Regions from separate parts of the Homo sapiens genome. Here all the other regions are linked to region 1. Evidence: chromatin loops called from intact Hi-C (ENCODE). Cell type or tissue: PC-9. All regions are shown on one strand. Links, peaks and the distances in the headings refer to the core of each region. The heading gives the core; the rest is flanking DNA. Region 1 holds the start of LOC105369704 (a long non-coding RNA gene). Region 2 has its middle 29 kb from the start of BHLHE41. Region 3 overlaps BHLHE41 (basic helix-loop-helix family member e41). Region 4 has its middle 24 kb from the start of BHLHE41.

Region 1 (4,552 bases), core at 279-4,278:
GGTGGTGGTGGTCAGGGGGTTGCAGTCAGGACTCCTTCAGGGCCATTATCCTGCTGCTTCTGGTGTCCAGTACCTGCCTCTCAGAAGACAGAACACAAAACCAAGCTCTACCAAAGCCAATAACCAAGTATCAAATACTGTGAATCAGGGTTCCTTTTGGAAGTGTCCACTGAGGCCCTCTCAGCCAGAACACAAAATTCATTTCCCTTAATATCCTGCAGGCATATGGATAAACTGCTCCTTTGGCAGTTTCTTAACTGAATGGGGGCTGATGGAGCCCAGCCAGGCTCCAGGTAAATGAGACTGTAAAGTGGGGCTCAAAGAAAATGTCCTCTGGGTTGCGCATGCTCTGTTGACACAGGGCTGGTTAAAATGTCCTGGAGTGGGAGGTCCAGGTCCAGGTCACTTCCTTACTAGTGCCTCAGGGAGACTCTCCCTTCTCACCAGGGCTTATGGTCCTTTGTATTTTTCTCACAGAACTGAGGATCCCAGCCCTCCCATCTCCATCCATGCTCAGGGATTGTAGTGGGGGAAGAAGGACCTCCCTTTCTGCGTGTCCCCTCACTTGTCTTCTGAGAGCTACCTGTAAAAGAGACAGGCTTTGAGCTACAAACAAAAGCCAAGCACTCCAAATCTAGGGAATTGCAGGGTCACCTTGTACATTACTCAACTTGGACTGCCGTAACAAAGTATTAATACAATAGACTGGGTGGCTTAAACAGCAGAAATTTATTTTCTCATGGTTCTAGATGTTAGAAGTCCAAGATCAAGGTGCTGGCAGAGTTGGTTTCTTTTGAAGCCTCTCTCCTCTGCTTGCAGATGGTTGTCTCTTCCCTTTATCTTCGCAGGGTCTTCCTTCTATGGTATCTTCTCTCTTTATAAGGACACCAATCGCCTTGGATTAGGGACCACCTTATGACCTCATTTTAACTCAATTACCCCTTCAAAGGCTCCGTCTTCAAATACATTTTGTAGTACTGTAACTCAAATGTGTAGTGCTGTAACTCAAATCTCTTCAAATATATTTTGTAGTACTGTACTCAACATGTGAGTTTTGGGAAGACACAATTCAGCCCATACACCATGTCTGTGACTTTCAAGAAGGCTGGGAACCATAGCAACACACCACATTTAAATCATCCAATAATGCCATTCCATTTCCTCTTCTTCCCCAAATGCCCCAGTTTTATTGGCCTTTCTGAGCTCCTTAGGCCAGTTTTCTCCAGGATTTCAGTTCTCTGTGGTGCTGAGGACATTCCCTGGAACATTTCCCTTGGGGACAGCAGCATTGCCAAGGTGGAGGCCAATGTGCTCCCTCACCCGCGACTCCTCCCTTGCTGGCCGTTCCCAGCTCAGCCAAAGCAGAAAGTGAGGCCCAGTTAGAGGGTTGTGGTCTTGCCCGAGGAGCCAGGGCTAGCAGACCTCCCAGTCCCCCAGGGGCAACGTTCAAAAAGATAGCCTTCTCCTCATCAGCTTGTACGTCCTGTTGTGTTTACAAGCAGGCCTTCTCTGCATGAAACAGGTTCCAGATAAGGATGTTCAGAATTTGTTTGGCTTCCCACCACTCCTGAAAAGTAATTGCCTGGTAGTGCAGGCTGGGAAAGAAGACAGGATTACTGAGCCCAGAGATGATCTCTTTTAACCCCTCTGTTTTTTTTTTTCAGATCAATTTAAAGTTACTTTTCCTACCCCTGAACCAGATCAACAACCATCCCCTTTACTCTGGGCTTTGCAATTCAACTCTATTTTCTATGATTGCAGTGCTGAGCTTATTAAACAAAAGCAGCTCTTGTGAATCCTCTCCCTAAGATGATCGTTCCTGGGTGGTCCTTCTTGGGTGGGTCCCTGGGCACAGAAACCCCAGGCCACGTTTCCTCCTCTGCTCAGCACGCTGGGCAGATTCTGCCTCCCGCAGCTCAGCTCTGGCTCATCAGGAGATAAGATCAGAGACACTACGGAAGGGCCAGGTTTTAACAAGGCAGAAAATACAAGCTATTCCAAACATGAGGCCTACTGTGCAAAAAACAAACCCCCTGGCTTTGGGGGCCCTCTCCTGGAGAGGGTTTCTCTGCTCATAAAGATTGGTATCAAGGGGTGAGGAGGGAGTCATGCCATCCCAGCAGGACCTCCAGTTGAGGGCTTCACTTTCAATTACCCAAGAGCAGCTGTAGACTGCTGCTTATGTAATGGGCTCTGCGCCTCCTTCTCGGGAGGAGGATGTGGAACCGTTTTGTGTTTGCTGAATAATGAGTCATGGTCAGAGTTAGGGAGCAGAAACAGTGACTCTCTCCCCTGCATTGCTTCATCCGGAACTTCTAGTAAAGAATGATAAGCCCTGAGTCAGTGCCCAGTGGGGCCTGCCCTGGAAGGGGAAGCACCACAGGAGGCTCTGAAATGCAGGCCCCACAGAGCCCACGCACCAGGCTGAAGGAGACTCTGGGGGCATTTGAAGCCCAGATGGGCTGCTTGCAAGAAGATTCACTGTTTATTTAGGCCTGTAGCTGAGCTGCCAGGGTTTTCCTATCTCGGGTAATCACAGCTCCTCCAGCCAGGATCCAGGAGTGTTGGGGTGAAGACTGAGGCTTCAAAATGAACAGAGCTTTCTCCAAACCTCATTTTAGCTCTAAGAAATGAAACAAGTCAGCCGTACACGGTGGCCCTGCTGTAATCCCAGCATTTTGGGAGGCTGAGGCGGGCGGATCACGAGGTCAGGAGTTTGAGACCAGACTGGCCAACATGGTGAAACACCATCTCTACTAAAGATACAAAAAAATTAGCCAGGCATGGTGGCGAGCGCCTATAATCCCAGCTACTCCGTAGGCTGAGGCAGGAGAATCACTTGAACCCAGGAGGCGGAGGTTGCAGTGAGTCAAGATTGCGCCATTGCACTCCAGCCTGGGTGACAGGGTGAGACTCCATCTTAAAAAAAAAAAAAAAGAAAGAACAAGTCTGAGGGGCGGGAGAAAGGGCACGTTTATATCAACTGAGAAGTCAAAAGGTTTGGTTTTAGCCAGAAAGGGAAAAAAAAGACACATTATTGCTCACATTCTGAGGTCAAACAAACAAACAAAACCCCTGAGAAAACAATATGAAGCCCTGTAAGAAAAGGCTTAATGGACCAGAAATTATTTGTTCCTCTTCATGTTTCTGAGAAATGTGGTTCAAACTTTATAGACTTTCCACATCAGCAAACAATTAATCATGGCTTGCACTCCCACCCCACCATGCTTTTCAACATACCTAGCAAGAAGCCACAGGCCATTTCTTGTCTTTCTGTAGCAAATCACAGACCAGATCTGGGTGCATAAGCGAGGTTTCCTATGGAGTTGGTGGGTTATTCTATGGTGGGTGCTGCAGGAAGTTCAGGGCAGCTTGCCTAATGCACAAGGAAGGGAACATTTCCTTCCCTGTGCAAGGCTTCAGGAGACTGACCCCTGCCTATGACAGCATAACACAAAGCTCAAGGTCAAACTGCCTGGGTTTGAATCCCAGCTCTGCTACGGGCCACCAGCTATGTGAGTCTGGCACACAACTGATTTCTCTGCTTGGATCCCTCATCTGTAAAATGAAGGCAACAAAAGCTGCTACCTCGTAGGGTGGTTGTGAAGACTAAAGTAAAACTTGTAAAGCATTTTGAGTGTTTTTCTTTTTCTCCATCATTATCTTTTAAGGTTAGCCTAATGTTCATCTCTAGTGACTTCTATCTAAAAATTTGTTAGTGAGACAGAATAGCATAAACAGGTCTTATGGCCAAGCAGATATGGCCTTTTTACAACTAGTAAAATTTTTCTTTAGAATTTTCATTTGCAAAATGGAGAAAATATAAATTTATAGTAAGGATTCGATAAAGTATATAAAGTCGTTTAGCTTAGAAAGTGCTCAATAAGCGGTACTTTGGTTATAATTCTCAATAGACCTGAATCTCTGCTCAAATAAGTTCCGTATTTCATTATCCCATGTAGCAAGATGAAATCCCAACACCCAGATCACAGACATCCCTTTAGAGTATTTCTACACATATTTATAATATAAAATTTCAGAGAGGAAGGACATTCATAAAATTCTAATTTAAAACAAAATCCTTAAGGCATCTAATTCTTAAGGCAAAACATTTTGTTGTTTGGTTGAGAAAAGGAAGGAGGAAAGATGAGGCAATTCTTTAGATTCTTTAAAGAAGGGCTCTTTCAGCTTGAGTTATATTGATTGACTTCCTGGCTTGAATCACTTCATGGTATTTTGTTCAACTCAGCTGACCATAGGAAGCAGATGACATACCTCCTCTGAGACTGGCTCTTTAGCACCAGATGGACAAGATAAGTGCTATAAGATGAGGGGCAGCCACATGGCTGACATCGTCATCGTCATCATCATCATCATCATCATCATATCATCCCATGTAGTGTCCACATGTAGGGAGGAGCACTTCTTGTGTGTTGAGCACAGCACTAAAGGACTTTACATATTAACTCAGTTTTATCCTTACAACAACCTTGTTGGCTTAATATTATTATCTCTATCTTTTTTATTTTTATTTATTTATTTATCTATTTAG
Region 2 (4,552 bases), core at 283-4,282, 120 kb before region 1:
TGCATTGTGTTATTTTTCTCTTGCTGTTACCCAGCACAACTGCCCCCTTAAAATCCTCAATTGGGTCCTAAGCTTTTCTGAGGCACCCTTTCACATACATTTTTTGCTATTGCAATGAAAAACAAATCATTTATTCATTCAACACTAAATACCTAGTGTGTGTCAGGCACTATTCAGAGTTCTTGGGAGTAAATCAGTGAACAAACAGACAAAGCTCCCTGCCCCCATGGAGCTTGCAGTTTAGCTCATGCAGAGGATCTAATTTACCTATGCATGACAAGACCTGACCCTCAGCATGCATAAAGGTTACCGTGGTCCAGGAGGATCTAGTACAAATTTTTTGTAACAGGGCTGCAGAATTTACTAACACACTATGCCACATGTGGAGAAAAAAAATATATCTTAAAATTTTGTCCATACCTGGTCTAATCTTCCTCATGTGCCCCTGCGTGGTAGAAAATAAAAACAAAACAAAGCAACTAGAATTTTTCTCATCCAATGCGGTAATTTAACCATTGCTTTTGGATAATGCTTAGTCCCTAGATTGAAAGAGAGAAGGAGGGGAAAGAGATGTCACACCAGATAATACTTTTGAATCCTGAAAGAAGAATTTCTCAATATTTTGTGCTATTCATAATTCAGTGACTACAAAGACAATACACTTTTAAGTCTAATCTGCATTATTGACATTTCCCTCATCATTTTCTTCATTCTAGGCAATCAACAAAACAGTAAGTGAAGAAGCCCTGATCTGTCACATTTGCTCTTTTCCATGGTGTAAATACTCCCACCGTGGCTAATTTAAAGCAACCGATGTGAGGCCACTGCTTGCAGGAAAGATATGCAGCAGCTTACCATTATGTAATATTTCCACCAAACAGATATGTAACCATCAATAACCTCAAGATCATAGATAACAATAAAAATGTAGTATAAGTAAAACAATTAGGAAGTGATAAGTTTTAGGCATGCGTTACTTTTGCCTAATATAATTTATTTAATTATAAATTTATAACATTTAATTTTTAATAATGGCTATGTTTAGCAACTGTCTTGCAAAATTCCTGAAAATTTAAGAACTGGCTCTTAGAAGTCACTATGTCAGGGTAAAACCATAGTAATTATAAATGCCATCTCTCTTTCCCTTATCACTGTATTTTAATCCAACAGCCAATCATGCAGACTCTACCTCCAAAACATATCTTGACCACTTCCCTACTGCAACAATTGTTCTCATCACCCTCACTGCTCACCTGTATCCCTGCAATAGCCTCTAGTTGTTCTCCCTGGTTCATTCCTTATCTGTGTCTCATAGTCCACTCTCCACACAGGAGGCAGTCATATTTTTAAAATGTATGTACCATATCACTTCCCATCTTAAACCCTTCAACGTCTTCCTGTTGTTCCTAGAAGAAGACTCAAGCTCTTACCATGCCCAGTAAGGGCCTATCTTATCTGGCTGCAGCCTCCCTTCCAACTTCATCTTGCCATTGTCTGACTTAGCACTTCATTCCAGCCATGCTGGCCATCTTTATTTTCCTAAAACACACCTGTTGTGTAGCTGCCTCTGGGCCGTAGCACTTGTTCCCTCTGCCAGGAGTGCTCTTCCCCCACAGCATTCCAAGGCTGGCTCCTTCTCATTGTTCAGGTTCTAGCTGAAGTATCATCCCCTAAAAGAAGTCTGTCCTGTTTTATCTAAAGTAAGCCCCATTGCCCATATCACCACTCTCCGTCATATTCCCTTGTTCTCAGAAACTCAGGCAAATTACTTAGCCTCTAAACCTCAGTTTTCTCATTTGTTAAATGGAAGTGCTGTAGTACACATTTCTCATAGGGTTGTGAGGATCAAACGAGTTAATATATGTAAAGCACTTTGAACCCTACTTGGATCTTATTAAGCACTATCTATGTAAGTTTCGCTGCTAATATTATCATCATCATTTTTATTGAAGTATTATTATAATCTTCATTATTATTGGAGTATTCAAAGTACCTATCACTGTCTAAGAGTATTTTATCTATTTGTTTTCTTATTTCCTTTCTCCTCTCCTGGAATTTGAGCTCCATGAGAGCAGTGACCTTGAATGACTCATGCCCTGCTGTGTTCCATCACCTAGAATAGTGCCTGCCACACACTAAGTACTTAAATATTTTTTGAATGAATGTGTGCATAAATGAATAATGAATAAACAGAAGAACTGGCGGTGACACCATTCTGAGCCTTGGTTTATTTTTAGAAAATGTGATTACAGAGGCTTGCAGTCAGTGTGGTTGGAAGGGCACAACCGTTTTTGTAGGTGGTGGAACTTCTGGACTCTTGTTGCATGTCTGCAAGGTCTTCCACGAATTCTGGGTTCTGGTCCTTCTTGAGTGCTGAGTAGCTGATATCCCAGTGGTCCCAATCATCAGGAATATTGTGGGTGTGCTTAGCTCTCATAGTAAAGTCTAAGTTGGGAGAACTAGTACCTTATGGTCCCTCCTGATGGATGAGCCCAGAAACAGAACTATGAGCTACGATTCCTGAAGCAGCCAAAGGCAAGGAAGTCCAGTGCCTCTGAACATTTGTTCTGCTCAATGAAAGAACTCAGTCATGGGGTACCCCTTGTGGAAAAACTTGGAGTAGCCTCAGAAAGACTTTCATCCTTTGCTTTTGTAGTGGTTACATTTAGAGCAGATATGTGCAAAAAAACCTATGGCAAAAACCTTATCTTGGGCATATTTCTCTTGAACCCGAGCAGTTGCTCAAAAAGGTACTATGAAAAGGCCCATTTCTATATTTTTCACTTTTCATTTAGGTCCCTGATATGTCAAAAGATGACAGGGTTCATGAAGATTTTCTGTAACTCACCCTCGGTTGATCTGGAATACCAAGCTGCTTTACTCTACAGTGAGCTTTTTGAGGACAGACCATGTGTGTTATTCACCATTGCACAGAGTACCTAGCTCAGAGCCTTGCACTGAGCAACAACCTATAGATGCAAGATAGATTTCCATGTTCAGATCAACACTGCATTAGAGTATGACACCTGAAATCTTAGCAGCAGGGCCTTGGTGAAACTCTGTAGAGTTTCAGGGGGATCCTCCCTGCCTCCTTCACCAATTCCTCTTAAGGGGCACTAAGCAGAAAGGAGACAGGCTTTGGAATCAGACAAATGTGGCTTCAGGTTCTGGCACTAGTTAAATGACTTAGGGAATGACTAATTAAGGGACTTTGGGGAAGTTACTTAACCTTTCTAATTTATAAAATGGGAATAAAATGGTACCTATAAAGATTAACTGAGATAAGTAGGTAAACATTTCAGCTGAGAACCCAGTATCTACTGTACATTCGATTATTGTTAATATGAATCTTCTGGAGTGTTTTCTGTTTGTGTATGATCAGAATGCAGATTAAGGGGCAGAGAGGTCTAGGGCAGAGTAGAATTGGGCCCAGTAACATGGTGCCACATCAGATCCTGGACCAGAATTATATGAGAAAGTAGTGGGGTTTGGGCCCAGGGTTTGAGGGATGGTGATGGTAGTGTATGGTGAGGAAGCTGGGCATGACAGTGTAATGACAGAGAAAACAATCTGTGGAGCTCAGGATAGATTAATTTTTATAATGGGAAACTGTATTAGGAGTGATATCTAGATCTCTATCAGACTACTAGAGGACATCTATTCTTTATTGAATATCGACTTTTTAGGGGAAAAAAAGCAAAACCATGTTCTATGAATATCAAATGAGAAGAACTTGTCAGTTGGCTGCTTTTAAAGTTACAACTAGTGTATTCGTGGTATACAGAAAGGCCATTGGGTAACACCTCTTTCTTCTTAAATTGGGTAAATGAAATAATAGTGAATCACAAGTTAAAGTTACTTGTCCAGACTAATCAGGGAAAGGTGAATTAGAAGATGAGAGGGTGAAAATTAAAGAAGAAACAATTACCAACACAGAAAGGAGGGCCGCAGATGACAAAGATGGGAGCACGTATCTGAAAATGGAAGGGGATGGTGTTGTGGACAGAGGAAAAGAGCGAAAGATCATCAAACCTTCAACAACATAAAAGTGACCCTCACGTTACCCTTAAATGGTAATGGCACACAACCTGAAAGCCTCAAAAGCAATAGGTATATTAACATTTAAAAAAGAGTCTTTAGGCACCTCAGTAATAGACTGATGACCACTGGTTGGTTTTGTTAATATGTGTGTAGGCCAGAGAGTAATTTGGCGGAAAGAGGAAGAGTTAATCTGAAAGAGGAAATTTGAAGTTAGAAGAACATGAAGGCAAATCATTCATGATAAATGTGAAGGAAAGAGCAAGATTTAATAATGAATCAGGGGGACAAAAAATAGAGCTAACATTAATGGCCACTTATTGCACATGAAGCCCACTTTGCTAAGCTTTTCCCAGGTACCATTGCATTGTTACCACAGCAACCTGTGCGGTGAGCCCTGTTGTTAGCCCCAGTGAACAGGGCAAGTCAGAAGTTTCCTTGTGATAGAGCTGGCAGGTAGAGGATCTGAGTTCTGAATCTCACCTCTCTCAGACAAAAGCTCCTGTGTGTAACC
Region 3 (4,552 bases), core at 199-4,198, 160 kb before region 1:
TCAAAAAAAAATTTGGTGCAGGTGCAATTACTCCCAGATGTCATGCATAGTGCAAAAATGATGTTTACAATGATGACCCTGAATTATTGAGAAAGGTTAAGTATGTCCAGGTTAAGACATTTAGAGGATATGTGTAATACATTTTAGTATGCTTTCCACTAAAAATTCAAAAATGAAAAACAGCACTGGCATTTGAACATAGAAGTTTTAGTTTTCTAAACCACTGACTGTCCCTCCTGTCGGACAAACTAGGCATCACTGAATTTAGAATTTTAAAATATCAACATTTAAAAAAGGTGGTTTTATATTTGTTTGGAGTTTTCAATATGGAATCTCTGAACGAGCATAAGAAACCCGATTTTAAGACAAACGTACAACTCCTAGAATAGCATATTTTTAAAGTACATGCTGCGCATGTTTTCTAGTATAAATCCCATCTTAATCACACAAAATATGTGATAATTTCCCACGTCAATCCCTTACTTAAATTCTTCTATGAAAAACTAGAACTTCCATGGGACTTTAGCATGCACTGTAAATCCATCTTGAACTTGTTTAAAATAACAGTGAGAACAATGGGTGGGTCTAAATATATTGAGCTGAGGGTCCAATAGGTTAAGAATTTTTGTTTAATGAAAAATATCAGGTTGCTACCTGAAGTAAAATACCATGATCACAACAGTACAGCCAGCTTTTGGCAATATAATGGTCTTAAGTCATTCATGAGAGCTCTGTTCATTTCTAGCTAATGTAAAAGTCCTTCGTGTGTTTGCCCAGCCATGTCTCTCCAGAGGCTCCACTGGCAATCACTTTCCATGGAAAGGTTAAGAATTGACCTGTGACATAGAAAGGAGTAGGCTGAGCCTCCTTTTACATAACTTTTGAACAAATCTCGGGTGGTGGGCAATAACCAAAGTCATCGCCTGGATGGCCAGAAACAGGGAACTAAATGAAAAATAGTTTCACAATGATAGGAACTAAAACTCCAAATTTTACATAGCTATTAAAGTGTTGTTTCTAGTGCCTTGAAAACGTGCTTAAGGTTAGCTCTTTGGAGGGGAGGGAAGGGCCATTTTTTTTCAATTCAATATAAAGTTTGCTAAGAAATGTGTTATATAAAATTAATCTTTTTAAAGATTATGTAAAATATATGTATGTAAAATTAAATTTTTATGAGTATAATACTATACTCATAAAAACATTGACTCAAGATTCATATTTGCCTGAAGTTGGAAAATCATTTTAGCTGAAATTTCACCACTACAAGTATAGAAGCCTCTTTAGTGAATTATGACTTCAGCCTTTTAATTCATTAAAATAAATCAATGACTAAAATAAAGTTTTTTCAGATTTTCAGATACAATATAGACAATATTATTTTTGCATTTCTGTTCTAACTTTATCTTACCATGTTACCATATGGGCACTTGGACTAAATAACTGACTTGTAAAATCTGGCCCAACTCTGAAGATTTTTTTATCTCATTATACCAAAATTATACACATGCTAAAAACACTGTATTATCCTCTGATTCACTTTTAATCCTTTTTGGTTATGAAACTAATATTACTACAGTAGTGGCATCAAAATATAGCTCAAAATATTTGAAATGCTGTTTTTCCCATTATTCTGATTCAGATAATTTTTCTAAAGTTCAATAAATTAACAATGCTGAAAAATCCTACATAGTTTTCTAGTGTTGATTTCAATTTCCTTTGTTCTATGGTTTGTTACGAAGCTTCATGGGGGCTGCTCAATCAAGTTCAGCTTACTTGGTCCAAGATACTGCAATGGGAAGTAGTTGAGTGACTGAGGGATATAATAGAGCTGGCCACTAGTGCTAGTGCTGACTCTAGGTAGCTCTGTGACCTTGGGAAGATACTTAATATCTCTGGGCTTCCTTTCTTTTTTTCCTATCACGAAATGCAGGGGACTGGATGAGCTGTGGCTCCTTCTGGCTTCATACTGTTATGACTTGCAGTTCAGTTGCCATAAAGTCAGCAGAGGGAGCACTTTTTCTACATCTTATACAATCTGACTCTCATTTAAACATTTTCAAAAATCAAGGGGTTTGTGAAGAACATTCCTGAAACTAAAAGCTGACAATCCTTCACTGTTTGTATCATATCACAGATTTGAATGGAAATTTGAGAAAAGTCTAGAAATTATTTCTGATCCTGGAATTCCATGATAAAGTCCCATGACAGAATTATTTTATAAAAAGAAGCCAAAACACTCTCATATTAAGCACCCCTTTGTGATCATCTATTTATACAAGACCCAGTGAAAGAGGAACACCTGACCATACTAGAGAGGCTATGTGATGTCACAGACGAAAACTGAAAAACTTGTCAATCATTAAAACAATAGAAAATTGGGTCTAACATAAACAAACCACACAAGTTAATTGGTAGGTTTTTCTTTTGCACTTTTCATTAAGATACATTGGGAACGAGCAGGTAGACAAAGCCAGAGCCTGGAGGCTTGCAAGAGATTGGAAATGTGTGACATCAAGCCAATGACAAAAAAAAGCTGTAAATCTGAGAACTGTAGTGATTTGTATCCCTATAGTTATAGATATCTTAAAACTAATTGAGCATCCATTATGTCTTTTTTAATTATTAGACAATATCATATCGTATATTAAAGTTTTTATTCCTTAGTAAGAATTTTTAAATCACAAAATAGTGTGGCAATATTTAGGTAATAGAATTTATGGAGTGCTGAAAATACTAGAATATAAAGGTAATTTCTAGTTTATCGTCACATACTAAACTTTTCTAAACCAGCTGGTTTCTCACAGACAGTATTTATTTTTTTAAAATAATTTAAGACAGCATAAGCTTGTACCAAGCATAAGCATTGTAACAAAAGTGCAACTTTTCAGCAAATCCTCCCCAAAAGATATTTTAACTCAAAATATCATTAGCACATATTTTCTCCCTACAAAAATAGCATGTCAGACATCATTAATTGGATGTATTAACAACTATGTACATAAGAGCCACCTTGTAGGCTAAGAGTTTAACGTTGTTTAAACACAGCGTTTGAGGCAAACAGTAGCAACAGCAGCAGCAAATGCACCAAACTGACGAAAAGACCCAGATATTTTCCTCACTCATAGTCAGACTGTTGTGTCTCACCCCTTACATAACATCCAAGTGAGATTTCTCACAGTGCTACCTTGGCAACAAACTAAAAATATCTAGACAAGGTCTTGGTTTAAGCCTTATTAAAAAAGCTTTCTTTGTGATTATCTGGTATCTGGTTTGGTCTCCAGAAAATACATAGACTTGGAGATAGGAAGGCCTCACAGGACTTCATTCTATATCTTTACAGCATTTGCAATCAAAACTGGCCAGTTAAATGCTTTCGTTCACTTTTGAATTTTAACAGAATATAGGATATATCAGTTTGGACTTGTTTTTTGTTGTTGTTGTTTTTTGTTTTGTTTTGAAGTTCAGTGCACTTTTTTTTACAGTAAGATTACAAAAATTTAGGAACATGATGGATTAATGAGAGTGGGAATAGATGCACTTGAGATGTGTATGTATAGATACCTATCTATGGATAAATAGAAATCTGTACAGATAGATATCTATCTATATATGGACTTAGAAGAAATTAAGATGAGTCCATTAATTCATGGTCAATTTCTCAATAAAGTGTTAGCAAATGTACTAGGAATGATTCTGGCCTTCTCATCCATCTCCTTCCCTGACTTAGTTCTGACGATGGCCCAGCTCCGTGTTTCTTTAACGAGTGCAAGTTACTAAGAGATACCATTTAAACCACTTCAGAATAGGTTGCAACGTGAGAAACTGCATCCTCACTTCTTTGAAAAATATATGCCTTTTAGAAAGCTGAACATTAGAAAATACTGAAGAGTAAATTCAATTCTAAAAGAGCCTCAATCTGTTTGTGGAACGCCTCCTAAAACAGGCAGGGCAGCTTTGAGAACTAGCTCTACATAACAACTACCTGCTGTTCCATGTCAACTCCAAAGACGTCAAAGGTGTTAACATCTTTCCCCTACCCCGGGGTTCACCTAGCTCAGCCACAGAACAGACCCTTCTTACTTCCTCTCGAATTAGGTTCCAATTTTAAGAGATAATGGAACATGGCCTAAAAGGGGGCAAAATTTATTTGGGGGATTAAAAAAAAGAGCCAGTGTCTTTCGCATAGGATCTTTTACAGCTGGTGGGGGGAAGAAAGGGATGTTAGTGTGTGGAGGGTGGGGTGGTGCGGGATGAGCAAAACAGGAACTCCGAATGTACACATAACACCTGTTTTGTTGTTCTTGTTTATGCCTGTCGTGCATCTATTACACTTCCTCCCTTAAAGACCTTAAGGGTATTTTAACTTCTCACTCTGCTTGAACCTCCTTAAGGGTATTTTAACTTCTCACTCTGCTTGAACCTCCGTCCTTCGGGACGCAAGGATTCAGGGAGCTTCCTTTCCTGGCTGCGAGGGATCTTCCTGAGCAGAGCTCTCCGGGTTCCCCGGCTCGCGGGGCCCGGCGAAGGGCAGGTGGGTGCGGCCGTGCGGGTG
Region 4 (4,552 bases), core at 315-4,314, 170 kb before region 1:
AATAAATTTAGAATATCTCCCAACAAAAAATGGTAAGTGAGGTAATTGATATGTTAATTAGCCTGTTTTAATCATTCCACATTGTATACCTATATCAAAACATCACATTGTACCCCATAAATGTATAAAATTATCATTTGTCAATTAAAATAATGTTAATTTTTAAAAATATGCGTGAGAGAGCCAGGGATGTTAAACATATTACAGAGCATAGGTCAACCCTTGACAATGAAAAATTATTGTCCTATCTCTCACAATGTTTAATGCCCTATCTGTTTTACATATAAGCATAAATTGTTTTTAGCATGGTTTTTTTTCCTCTCTTTTTGTTTTTAGAGACAAGATCTCATGCCCAGGCTGGAGTGCAGTGGCAAGATCATGGCACACTGCAGCCTTGATCTCCTGGGCTTAAGCAATCTCCCACCTCAGCCTCCCAAAGTGCTGGAATTACAGATGCAGGCCACCATTCACAGCCCTAGCATCATTTTAATAAAATTGAGTGTTCCAAGAATACAACTACCAGTTGAGTTGAGGAGAGATTATGCTTTATTTAACTCAGAACTTTACCCAGGTTTGTTAACCATCTTTGAAGTTCATTTCACAGGAGCATCTTAACTTCTGGAACTGAGTCACCAATAGAATAAACTGATAACAATCTGTGTTTGTAGCTCTTGATTCAAGGTGGTTCTAAGTATACATTTAAATATACTTTTTATTCTTTATTCAAAATGTCAAATATGAAAAGAAGAGTCAACTTGAAGGTAATATATTGGCATCAATATATTAACAGTATAAGCACCTGACTACTTCATTACATTTTGTAGCATAGCTACCATCTGTGCCTTTCCATACTTAAATATATATATATTTATATATTATTATATATAATTATATATATAATTTCTTTTATTTCTCCTTTATATCAAAGTTAAGGCATTACATTATTTTAATAATATTATTGATATATGATAGTTATATTTTTTAAAATTAATGTGCATTACAGACTATATTTTCTATAAATTTCATTTTAAGCTAGTAAAGGAGCATAAGAAAATATTTGTTATAAAAGGGGACCTTTAGTTCTCATAAGCTTGAGAACCAAGATTCTAAGGGTCTCTCTTTCATTTGTGAATTCCTCACTATTCCTCCCTCTTTCCTATCCATCCTACCACTTAAAAGAAGGAAATGGTCAGTAATAAGAAATTATTAGTAGCTAGGCCCATGAAGTAAGTTTTATTCTGATTAATAATGTTCTTTAAAAGACAGTTGTAAGCTGAGCATTCCTATGTGATGTGGATATAAATATAGGATTGTCAAAAGTTCATATTAACTCATTCATTATTTCATTTGTTAAGTATTACTATGTACCTGTGAGGTGTAAGGCATTTTGCTATTAAATTGATCGTGTCTGAAAAGCACCAAAATCATTGCTACACTGAAGAAAATCTCTCTCTGGGGGAACAAATGGATATTACATTAGGCAACAAAACAATTGACTGAGTGAAATGTTCAACTAGATATTTTGGAAGCATCTAATTTGTAACTCGTATTGGTCCCGAAAGCCAATCAGAGTAGATATGAAAGGGAAAAAATGCTAAAACTTTACAAAACAATTTTCATATTGGGGGAAAATACAATAAAGGAAATGGTGAGACTCTTTCTGACCCAAATATATATTTTTTAGAATCAAGATTACATCACTGTTAAATTAGTATAGCTGTAAAAGGTCTCTTGCATAACTATTTGCAATGAAATTCTTCATAGTAAATTTAGTAACAGAAAGAAACGGTCTTCTGCCATTATGAGAAACAAATTAATGTTATTTCCCCTGTCCCCAGCTTTTGAAATAACAGTAGGCAAAATAGCCTAGTGAAGGGTGGCTGTATGACTAGGAGCATGTTGCTTAACCTCTGAGCACATAGGTTTCTTTATATGATAACATTTACCTCATAAATTAAATGAATTAGCAGTTGTTATATGCTTAAAACACTGCTCAGCATATTAGAAACACAAAGCAAATAATAGCCATGATCATATCTCTTTTCCATATCAGAAGCGTGAAAACTGTTCATGGAAACAATTGCCTAATGTTGGAACGGCGGGCTTGACTTGACCAGACAGTCATATGCTTTGCTCAGTGCTTTTGTGCTCCAAATGCATGAGATACTAACCGGTCCTAGTGCAATTAAGAGTGTTTGACAGCCGGGCAATCCTAGCATGTTCCTAACTAAGCGATAATTGAAGATCTGTGTAGATTTTAGGTACAGGTTGTTACCCAGCAACAGATTGAAGTTCCGGAAGAAATTCTGAATTATCTCATTAATAAAGCAACTTCCTGATAGACAGCTATTGACTCTGACCACAGCGAACCCAAGAACTCATGATCCTCTAACCCAGAAAAAAAATATGCAGGTGAGCACTGATGAGGTGGCAAGATGCCAAAAAAACTGGTTTTACAACCTATCGGGTAAGTGAGCAAGTGGTGGCTAAAGGTTGGTCACATTATCTGGAAAGAGCAGGAAGATCAGGTCGACTGTGTTTTGCAGAGGTTATTAGCATAGCATGGGAATGCAGCTCTGCAGCCAAAGAAAGAACCCTGATGCCACTGGGGCATGCTGACCCATGATGCCAAATGGAAACTGCACCTGTCTGCCTTCCTTCTAGTCTCTCCATAGTGTATTGCATGACCACTGAACTCCCCCAAAAAGACATGCAGGAGGTCTTAGATTATGTCATTTAATGCTTGTAACTGTCCTACAGAGATGCTACTCTCATTAAAATCATCCTCTTTACAGATGACGAAACATAAATTTTGAGAAGTAAGTTGCTTAATGTCACAAAGCTGATGAGTGAGACTCATGAGCGAAGCTGTCTCATTTCTGATTTCATGCTGTCGATGAGATTGCCCTCTAGGAACCAATTACAACTAATGTTTGTTTAGGACTTTAACATTCAACGAGCTCAGAACCCCAGCATGCTGTAAGGTGGACCTTATCTTATCACCATCCCCATTCTATAGATAAGGAAACAGACAAAAAGATGTATAAGTGGTTTTCCCATGTTTATGCAATTAGGTGGTAGAGCCAGGATTTGAACCCCTGGTCTTTTGAATCTAAGCAGAATTTACAAGAGGAACACTCAAGCAGAATGGGGTGAGTTATGCTGAGCACAAAGCTTAAGAGAGCAGAGTTCTGTGGTCAGGACCTTAGCTGTTTTTTGCCTTTGCTTTGTCTGCCCAGACAATTATCTGATGATAACTTGCAATTTGTACATTCTGGATACATTACCTTTCTCTAGATGACATGTAGGATTTGTATAACCTAGATATGTCTTCTCTGTTGAAGATGAATATTGGAGATAGCACAATTGGATTTAAGCAATATCCTTAAATTAACATGTCAAGTGTACTTAGCTGCACTTGGAAATCCGTCCAGGTTTAATAAGCAAATACTACTGGTCCAAAGAGGAGATCACAGGATGAGAATCTTCCATCCTTTATGTTATAGACTGAATGTTTGTGCCCCCTACCCCCAAATTCATATATTGAAATCAAATCCCCAATGTGATGGTATTTGGACGTGGGTCCTTTGGGAGCTAATAAGGTCATAAGGGTAGAACCCTCATGAATGGGATTCGTGCTCTGATAAGAAGCCCCAGAGAGCTAGTGAACCCTCTTATTGCCATATGAGGATACAGTGAGAAGTCAGCTGTCTGCAACTGGAAGAGGGCCTTCACGAAGAACCCCAGCCAGCTGACACTCTCATTTTGGACTTCCAAACTCTGGAACTGTGAAAAATAAGTATTCGTTGTTTAAGCCATCCAGTTTATGGTATTTCGCTATAGCCGCCAGAGCTGAATAAAATATTCCCGGAGGACAGACATCTCTGCATTTTGGGGAGAATGTTATTTGCAGTTTTATTCCACTATTTTTATCTAATAGCCTGTTGCTTATTATGGATTTCAGCAGGTCTGATGATGAGAGGGTGGCTGAATGTCTAGGAAATTGTGCAGTGTAAGAAAGGAAATAACTCGTATAGATCTCTGCCAAAGTTTATTCCGCTGTTGGTCCTGAGACACTGGGTTGCCTAGTATCATAACACTGGCCAGGCATCACGAGGAAGCTATGAGCACTCGGTTGATGTCTGCAGTCACACGGAGGCCTCAGTTACTAAAGAAAGAGGAGTGTTACTGAGATCAGTTACTTCACACCCATTTTACCACATCTCCTCACCCACAGGGTACTGAATGTATCTATCTAGGAGACTGTATTTTCAGTTATAAAACATGATAAAATGTTTCATCAATTCATCCCTTTGGGCTCACTTTTAAATTTTGTTTAAGTTTTTCTGTTAATTTACTATAAATGTTTAATAAATTAAGAGTATATTATTCTCATGAGCTAACACTTCCTCCAAACTATTTTCAACCAATGAATTAAAGGATAATGGAATGCTTTTATCGGGTACATAATAAATGGTCAATGCCACCAAATGTTACCAATTTCCAATATTAGAGACATAAAAAATGTAGAAAGGCTGTTCATTTTATGAGG

What was found. A loop is a pair of places that touch in the nucleus more often than their neighbours do. Peaks named below come from ENCODE experiments on the same cell type or tissue, not always from the same donor. Only the 100,000 strongest peaks of a DNase experiment are listed, where the experiment ranks them.
Region 2: a loop joins it to region 1, with 6 times the contacts of the local background. A loop is called at or near these places in 6 of 110 quality-filtered maps.
Region 3: a loop joins it to region 1, with 5 times the contacts of the local background. A loop is called at or near these places in 43 of 110 quality-filtered maps.
Region 4: it touches region 1 in a loop (5-fold over the local background); 8 of 110 quality-filtered maps call a loop at or near these places.

Annotation. Positions count from the first base shown.
Region 1 is chr12:26,272,619-26,277,170 of GRCh38, forward strand. All of the region lies in intron 1 of LOC105369705 (a long non-coding RNA gene), which reads left to right. LOC105369704 (a long non-coding RNA gene) reads right to left here and starts at 3,437. Exons shown (of 2, transcript NR_188068.1): 1 at 3,241-3,437; 2 at 711-874. RefSeq lists enhancers at 2,110-2,549, 2,570-2,619. In PC-9, for the core only: a CTCF peak has its summit at 2,042 (motif pointing left); DNase peaks (open chromatin) are centred at 2,203 and 3,113; H3K4me3 peaks cover 919 bases; H3K27ac peaks cover 3,610 bases.
Region 2 is chr12:26,151,397-26,155,948 of GRCh38, forward strand. It overlaps a transcript of SSPN not described here. Among named protein-coding and RNA genes, the nearest start is that of BHLHE41, 29 kb to the left of the region's middle. In PC-9, for the core only: a CTCF peak has its summit at 2,649; DNase peaks (open chromatin) are centred at 1,305, 2,205 and 2,545; H3K4me3 peaks cover 495 bases; H3K27ac peaks cover 2,151 bases.
Region 3 is chr12:26,117,622-26,122,173 of GRCh38, forward strand. It overlaps BHLHE41 (basic helix-loop-helix family member e41), which reads right to left. Exons shown (of 5, transcript NM_030762.3): 5 at 2,409-4,552. The coding sequence ends at 4,445. It also overlaps a transcript of SSPN not described here. Among named protein-coding and RNA genes, the nearest start is that of BHLHE41, 5.1 kb to the right of the region's middle. In PC-9, for the core only: CTCF peaks have their summits at 1,988 (motif pointing right) and 2,202; a DNase peak (open chromatin) is centred at 2,000; H3K4me3 peaks cover 2,172 bases; H3K27ac peaks cover 3,548 bases.
Region 4 is chr12:26,099,043-26,103,594 of GRCh38, forward strand. No RefSeq gene overlaps it. Among named protein-coding and RNA genes, the nearest start is that of BHLHE41, 24 kb to the right of the region's middle. In PC-9, for the core only: no CTCF peak of the experiment used is centred there; a DNase peak (open chromatin) is centred at 2,449; H3K4me3 peaks cover 1,487 bases; H3K27ac peaks cover 2,755 bases.